2 separate regions of the Homo sapiens genome follow, and region 1 is linked to region 2. A link is a contact called in ENCODE Hi-C or POLR2A ChIA-PET data. All regions are on one chromosome and are shown on one strand. The core of a region is the stretch at or near the end of the contact, and the rest is flanking DNA. Distances in the headings are between cores, read along the strand shown.

The links. A loop is a pair of places that touch in the nucleus more often than their neighbours do. ChIA-PET counts read pairs that join two places held with the same protein, here RNA polymerase II (POLR2A). Pooled maps may share reads with other maps.
Region 1: a loop to region 2 is called in a pooled map, with 2.0 times the contacts of the local background. The contact joins two enhancer-like sites. A Hi-C loop is called at or near these places in 1 of 168 maps with a recorded cell type or tissue (Calu3) and 2 of 50 pooled maps. POLR2A ChIA-PET finds 5 or more read pairs at or near these places in 2 of 52 experiments (PC-3 and PC-9).

Annotation. Positions count from the first base shown.
Region 1 is chr4:138,404,409-138,408,606 of GRCh38, reverse strand. All of the region lies in intron 2 of LINC00499 (long intergenic non-protein coding RNA 499), which reads right to left. Among named protein-coding and RNA genes, the nearest start is that of LINC00498, 94 kb to the right of the region's middle. RefSeq lists an enhancer at 2,928-2,987. Within about 2 kb of position 2,891, at least 3 of the 41 ENCODE cell types and tissues checked have a DNase peak (open chromatin) inside an H3K27ac peak, as active enhancers do.
Region 2 is chr4:138,220,035-138,224,224 of GRCh38, reverse strand. SLC7A11 (solute carrier family 7 member 11) reads left to right here. Exons shown (of 12, transcript NM_014331.4): 4 at 901-1,026. Among named protein-coding and RNA genes, the nearest start is that of SLC7A11, 20 kb to the left of the region's middle. RefSeq lists an enhancer at 741-1,351. Within about 2 kb of position 2,049, at least 4 of the 41 ENCODE cell types and tissues checked have a DNase peak (open chromatin) inside an H3K27ac peak, as active enhancers do.

The DNA.
Region 1 (4,198 bases), core at 1,642-4,141, 180 kb before region 2:
ATCTCCATTTTAGATTACTTTGTCTTTACAGTTGTATGCTCACTGACTTGTTGGATCCTCTTGATAACTTAGGAATGGCATTGAATTAGTATTATTTGAGCTTCTTAAAGATACATAGGCCGTGTCAGAGTAAACATCTTGCACATCTGAAATGGGATGGAGCAAGACTTATACCTCTCACGAAGGCCCATGGCCCCTAGGATTGTCCTATTTCCTACAGTGTACCACTTTGGAGGTGTGATTCCCAGAGAAAGAAAATACAATTAGAAGTTTCTATTTAAAACAAAACAGAGCAAATACCCACATTTCTTGCCCATACATAGGCAATATTAAGAAATAGATCACCTGTTTCAATGGAGTTAAATAGACATTAGATTGGGAGAACGTGCCTACTTGGTCTATTTTGAGGGATTTACATGTAATTTTGGAGTTGCAATATTATTTTAAAACTTTCAAAGCACAAATCTTTTTCTTGAATAATATTGCATCCTTCTTTTGATTTTCATTTATTCATTAAAAAAATAAATGCTACGGATTAGCCAGATGGCTTTCAAATCAACAGTGAACAGTCTCACGAAACTACTATTTTCCACCTTAGTTTCCCCAAAGGAAATTAAAGCTATAATCTTATAAAATATTCTACATAATTTAAACTCTTGGTTTAATATTGTCATTTTATGCCTTATGCTTACACCTGCATTTTAATAAATGCAACACAGTGTGCATCTCCTGGTGTGTCTCTGGGGATATGCTTTTTATCCTTTTGTTATTTTGCATTGATTTAGAACTACCTTTTCTCTGGGTCATTTGTGGTGTCATAAGTTCTGTCTTTAAGTGATGGCAATAATACAGAGAAAATTTTCTGTTAATGCCGAGCTATTATTTAAAAGAGATAATAATAATTCTTCATGAGAATCTCTACAACACCTTCCTGGGAGGCCAGGAAGAGGCATTTTAGATGATTCCTTTTTAGCAGCTTGGGGACATGAAAAGACTTGTAGTTTGATGCTTTCTTATGTCCGTAGGTGCAGATGAAATGCGATAGTGTAATCAGTAATCCTTGACAGTGATGACAAGGATGTGTGTTCTGCCTGGGATAATTTCCATGAATTCAAGGGCTGTCATTGAGTTTGGCCTGGGCATGACAGCTTCTTCTTGAGGAAGCCATCGTGTACCCTGATATCACCATTTTCTCTTCCAAGAAACAGCTGATATATTGAACAGAGATGACTTGTGGAATATAGTCAAGAAGTAGCTTAAATGTTCTCTCCCTCTATCCTTTTAAATGTAGTTTGTAAGTTTAGCCTTTTCATTTCTTTGTGAAAAGTTAGGCAGATTCCATGATGTTTCTGGTCACTGTTGAGTAATACAGTTTTCTTGTTACTTCAGGTCACAGAAAACTGCCCCAGTTTAGTAATTTAACTGTCAGAAGCATGTGTTTGTAAAAACTTTGATCTTGTGTTAAAGTTGAAGTTTTTTTCCTTTCTGGCAGCTTGAGTCTGCTGTGAGTGGGAAGCCAGAAGTTGAAGTAGGGGTGGAAGAGATTTATTACCTAGTCTAATACTACTTCTACTCCTTCTCCAATTCACCGGCAGAGTTTTCTGGCTCTTCAAGGATTGGTGCCAGGAAGGAAGAAGTAAGAAAGGCAGCAAAGATGTTACTTCACAGCTCCTTGTGAGGTGATCTAGCATTTTGGCAGTTGTTTACAGCTGACAACTTGACAGATGGTCACAGCAGACTCTTTTGTGGGGGCTTTTGTGAATTTTCTGTAGTTCTCTGTAAGATCTCAAGCAGGGGTCAGCTTGCTCTTTGCAGTATGATCAGTAAATGTGTCTTCTCTGAAGCAAATGATCCCCCTTCTCACTTTGTGGCATATCCTATGAATTCTATCCAGTGCCTGATGAATGTGTGATAATCAATTGATGACAGATAAAGAAACACTGCCATAAACTGAGTTGGTTAATCAATATAATGAAAGAGTTTATACTGATAGGATGTATGGGATAGAAGAAAGCACACATCAACACAATGATAAATAATATTGATATTGCAAGTAGACAGGAATAGTAATGATGGAATTGAAGTCATCTGCAAGGGGCAAAGACAAAAAGGAAAATAAGAAAGAAGGGCATATAGATAAAATTGCATTGTCAAGTGAAAAGAGAATATGTTTAGGATTGTCTGACAATCAAAAACTGTTTAAAAGAGGAAGTTATACCAGCATATTGCATTTGTGGTTAGGTAGACAATAATTTCACAACAGCACATGACTCAATAGGCTTGAACAGCACGAAGTGTCTGCCCAAATGCTACTAAGAATTTAGGCAGTCAATAAAACAGGGAAGAAAAAAGTGAATGGACATTTTTCTTTTCAAGAGAAGCTTTATATGCTTCTTTTAAAAGGATGGAAGTATGTTATAAACAGAAATTAAATGGTTGAAATAGGGTTTAATTTAAAGACAGTAAGACCATCAATATGCTCATTAAATACCAGTTGGCTATTAGAAACCTGTTTAATGAGATTTACCAACCACTAAAACCATCATGTCTGTCAGTTCAGCAGCCATTAAATATCAGTAATTTTGTTTGTTATGGAAAATACAGTTAAACTATTCCAAGAGAGTCAGAAAGTTACAAATAACAATGAGTAATATAATATTTGTTGAGTGTTTATAGCAAACTAGCCACTACTCTAACATTTTCCTGAACACAATTTCCTTTAGTACTCACAAGGTCAGTGTCACTGTGTCCTATTCATAGTTAGGGGAACTGAGGCCTGGGCAGTGTAATTAACTTACCTAAGGTCACACAGCCAGGCAGTGGGTTGAAGCTTAAACTCAGGCAGTCTGACTCCAGAACCCACATTCCTAACCAATGAGTTACCCAATGGTACCTGTCATAAAATATATCCAGCAGTCTTAGGGCAAATCTAATAGTAGCAGCCTTACCTGCTAGAGGCTGGTGATCTGATTTTCAGCCCAGACCTCCATGTGGTCTTTGTCACACTGGTGGCAGGAGTCAGATGGTCTCTTGCAGAAAGAACTGTGAGAGAGTCACCTGTCACAGGCCCTTGCTTTCACTTCTGCACAGTTTCAGCCAGATCAAGGACTGGAGACAGGAAAGCAGGGCTCCTGAAGTTTTGACCCTCCTAGCTCTTTCTTTGTCTCGGATTTTTAATTCTTTCATCACCTGCAGTCTCTCAGATCTACTTTCTCTTTGGTCACTACCCAAAGCTCTCTTTCTTACCATCCTGCATCACCTCGTTTTGTATCTTCCATTTTGTTTGTGGCCTGGGGTGCAGGTGGGCAATGGTATAGGGGAGAGCTTGTCTCAAAGATTCACTGATTCCTGAGGGCAGAGTGTGTTTGCAGAAGGCTGAAAATGTGCACGAAGACCCCCTGAATGTTTTGCATCTGTGGTATTGTATTATGGTTAACATTTTGGGGGCAAATTGTGAATGGTGAAAGCTTAAAAAAAACCCAACTAATTATGAAAGGGAATGTTGTGCTTACATAATTATTGCTTGTCAAAACTGCGCTTAATAAATACAGCCCATAGCAGGATTTTATTCTCTGCATTACAGTTAATAATTAATCCTCCAAACTTATTGTCTACTGCTAATAAACACATACCAAGCTTATTACTCTCTCTAAATTCTTGCCCAATATGTCAACTTGTTTCCTTCTTATTTCTTTTCTCTTACCCCTAATTTTTAAAAGTTGAAATCCATATTATTTCATACTGCTCAATAATGCTTCTAAAAACTTTTTTTCCTAGAGTTTTTCTACAAATAGAAGTGTTGAATAATAAAATTATAATCATATCTTTATCTTTCACTTGGCTAGATTTTGGATTATGCCCTTAGGTTAAGAACTGTATCTTTTGCACCTCAATACAGTGCCAATCACATTGCTACACTTTACAACTAAATAACAACCTTAGTACCAACATATATGAGGTCTTATTAACCTTAACTCTGAACTTATACTTTTAAGGAAATAATTATGCATACACACTAGACTATGTGGGAGTCCAAAGTCTGGAAAAAAATATAGCAAGACCTTTATGTAAGATACTCAACCAAACATATTCAGCTAAAATAAAATACCCAATTCTAGAAATAGCATGTAGTGGATGACACCAGTAAGCTAAACCAGATGGCTTGTATGACAATGTCCTGTGTTAGAGATTCTGAAGT
Region 2 (4,190 bases), core at 800-3,299:
AGCATCACCATTTCCCTTGTGCCTTAGATTTTCTAACTGAGGATCCAGTTCATTCATTCAACAAAAATGTATTAAGTTACCTGGGCCAGGCATGGAGCTGGATACCAGCGATACAGCGATGAATAACCCTTGCTCTATCCTTGAGGTTTTCATGGTCCACAAGGTGTCGAAGGTGGATAGTTATTGCTGCTTGGGAAATTGTAGACAGCATCAGTAAGAATGAAAAATTCTTCTGGCTTTGAACCCAATGTGCATTCTAGCCTGGTTAGTCTTTTGCACTCATCACTTAGAATATTGTGCTGAAGCCCTGAAACATATCTTGAAAAACTATACTTGTACGGTGGGTTGAAAGTCGCCCCTTGACATGCTAATTAGAAAGAAGACAACCAAAAGAAAAGTGCTGCCTGAGGCTAGTCCTGAGAGTGAAAAATAAGATCTGAGCCAACTTCTACACTTCTTGCTCCTTCTTGAGTGTGATCCACATTGGCAGGCATACCATCATAGAGACAGGAAAGAGTTGTCACATCAAGCTAGACAGTGAAATTCAGCCATCTGATTGGATGCTGGGTTTGGTTAGAAGACATTTTTATGTGATTGTTAGAGTACTACAATATATGTCCACTCTTACATACAAAGAACAAGAGAAGAATTCTTATTGTCCAGAGGCTTTATCCATGTTTCTCAAACTTCAATGTGCATAAAAACCAGCTGGAGAACCTGTTGAAATGTAGATTTGTATTCATTAGGCCTGGGGCAGAGCCTGAGATTCTGCATTTCTAAAACACTTCTAAGTAATGTCAACACTGCTGCCTCACAGATTGCCCTTTGAGTAACAAGGACCTAAAATGTCTTTGTGCCAGTGAGAATTCACCTTTTGTAACTTCCTCTATTTGTTTGCAGCTGTAGTGATGGTCCTAAATAGCATGAGTGTCAGCTGGAGCGCCCGGATCCAGATTTTCTTAACCTTTTGCAAGCTCACAGCAATTCTGATAATTATAGTCCCTGGAGTTATGCAGCTAATTAAAGGTATGGACTGAAAAGCAAATGCTTTTTAAAATACGTATCTGCTTTTGGTCTTTTTTAACACTAACTTTTGCTTGTACTAACAGAATCCTTAATTAGTCTCTGCCTGTGGAACTTAAACTCTATATTGTCATCTAATTGATTTGAAAGGCTGCTACATTGTGAGTGAGTTGGTTTTTACAGTTGAATGGCAGAAAGAGGATTAAGAATGGGCCATGCAACAAAATAAGGCATCAGTGAATTTTCTAGGTTTAATGGTTTGGAGTGAAAACTCGAAGTGGAAAAAAAAAAAACCTGCCACTTAGTTTTAATTAAAGATAAATATGTCTTTTTTTTACTTTAAAATTGTCCAATAATAGTAATAAAAATTAAAGAGAAAAAGGTATCTGGAAAGTGATAAAAGATGATCAATAATTCTTTGACTTTCTGGTTATTATTCCTTTTAAATTGAGAGTGGTATCCTCAACAGAGGAGTCAATACGGGAACAGCATTCCTAAACACCAAAATTATATCACAATAAAATAGTTGTAAAAACTTAATTTTTATTGTTACATTATTTTTAATATAAAATTCGCATTTCTGCGATTACTTGCTTTATAGAGTTTAACATTTAATTTAAAAAAAGAAATTGAGAGGTGACATTTAGAGTTTTTGTTTTAGGAAAGAAGGCACATGCAGTTGCTTGGATTCAGTGGAAATTGTTGGAGGACAGAGATTCACATGTGGTATTTAATTAGCAACAGGAATATAGCAGGAAATAAAGTGAGAAGAAATTGTAAAGGAATGACATAACTTGGGCATGTTAAGTATTTAATGTTTACATTGATATTGTCTGTTCCAAGAAAGGGAATCTAGAGAAATTTAATGACGTTGCAGAAGAATTACACAAGGCAAAAGGAAATGCCAGCGTTTGGTAAAATCATCACTGTTGGTAGAAGCATTAAATAATGACAAACACTGAAGGATCAGCCACTCTGGAGCTGGGAAAGGGAGCTGCTGTTGCCCATTTAATAAGCCTAGTGGGAGATTTTAGAGCCCTGCTGGCGGAAATGCTTTTATGAAATCCAGCAACAGCAGCCAATGCAGAATAAACACAATGAAGATTTTGACCGTTAGAGCTTGCACTGAAGAGAAGACAGGAGCTTGCTCTTCTAATACACCTTGGCCTCCACAGAGCTAGCCTGCTCATTTCTATCTTATTCGTTAGGAATGTAGGCACAATAATCTGTTTTGTTAGTGCTTTATTTTTCTGAGCTAACTCTTCAGTCTTCTGTAAGGAGTTTCTTCAGTATTTGAAAAGTGCAGAATCTCTGGGTCATTGGCTGTTCTTTAATACTAGTTTAGATTCCAAAAGATTATATGCTATCCCTTGAAACTAAGATTTATTTTCTTCTTCTTTTTGGTGTAATGTAAGATACTATAGGTAGCATTATAGACTTTATTCAATTTTTACCAGGTATTTATATATGTATATGAGGAAGGGTTTGGTTGCCCAAATGTTGCTCTATTGCAAATTCCTTGAGAGCAGAGGTCATGATATATCTTGAGGTTTTTTTAGTGGCTAAAATACAGAGACACTTTAATCAATAATCATGATATCAATGCTTAATGTGACAGGCTTATTCAGAGATCTCACACAACAGAGAAATTCCCTGAGAATATTACCGCATTTAATGTAAATTTAACATTTTAGAGACCATTATTAGCAGGTATATTTGCTCGATTGCTGTAAAATTGTGATTTTCTTCATCTCTAACATGATCACACATTTTTCACATTAATCTGAAACTCTAGTAGGAGACTTTGTTAATACAGATTGTGCTTTTATTTCTATTCTAATCATATCCTGAAAGTAGTTGTATGTTATGTATTCACTTATGAGAGTTTGTTGAACTTTCCTTTGAATATTGCCTTTAATCTTCATGAGACCTCTGTTATATAGCCAAAATATTCCTGAATTCTAGAAACAAAATGCCTCTCTTTTGTAATATTCTCAAAATGGCACTTTTGAAGATCTTTGCTTGTGACCCAGTCTTTATAGAATTTGGTTTTTCTTATGGATTATTTGGTGCTGCACTCTAAGAAATATTGTGCCTTTATGCCAAAGAGACCACAGATTATGATAAAAGAATATTCAACAGATGCTTTTATCTGAATTCCACTATTTATATTTTTCTCCTGGAAGGACACAATGATGTTTTAGTAAAATGGGCATTTCTGAATTTATCATGTCATTTAAAAAGTGAGCTATGTTTGGGAATCATTTGAGAGAAAAATTGTTTAGTATATAATTCAACATTCTCCATTTTTGGTCTTCATACTCACACATATTATATTTATATATAAGTTATGCCTGGGCAATGAATGCAGGAAAAACTGAGATTTGACTTGGAAGAGAGAGTGTCTCATACACATCATCCACCCCCTGTCCCCCTTCTGTTTATTTACATGAAGTTTTATTTTAAAACAAAGTCTCACTTCCCATTTGGGTAATCTCATTTGCTATTTTCTTTGGGTAATAGAAACATTTTTTCTGCTTAAGCTTGAATATTGACTGACTAAAGTAAATCTGAATTTCTAACTTTTAAAACTATTCAAAAGATATAAAAGAAAAAGCTCCAATGTGATTCATAAAATAGAGAAAAAGGTGAAGTGTTCAATTCACATGCTGCTGCAAAATTTGTTGAAACCTATTTATTTTAGAGTTCATTATAATATCTTTTCAATATTTCTAGGAAAAAAAACATGTCATTCTCTAGGACAGGGTCACAGAGTGAGTGGACTTTCTCTGTAAAGGACAAGAGAGTAAATATTTTCAATTTTTCAAGCTAGCTGTATGGTCTCAACTCTGCTATTATAGGTTGAAATCAGCCATAGGCAATACTTCATGAATGGGTAATACTTCATGAATGGGCATTTTTAACTTATAGATAAAGAAAACTTTATCTATAAGAAAGGCTTGCAGCCAGACGCAGTGGCTCACACCTGTAATCCTAACACTTTGGGAGGCCGAGGCGGGCGGATCACAAGATCAGGAGTTCAAGACCAGCCTGGCCAACATGGTGAAACCCCATCTCTACTAAAAATATGAAAATTAGTTGGGCATGATGGCGCGCTCCTGTAATCCCAGCTACTCAGGAGGCTGAGGCTGGAGAATCACTTGAAC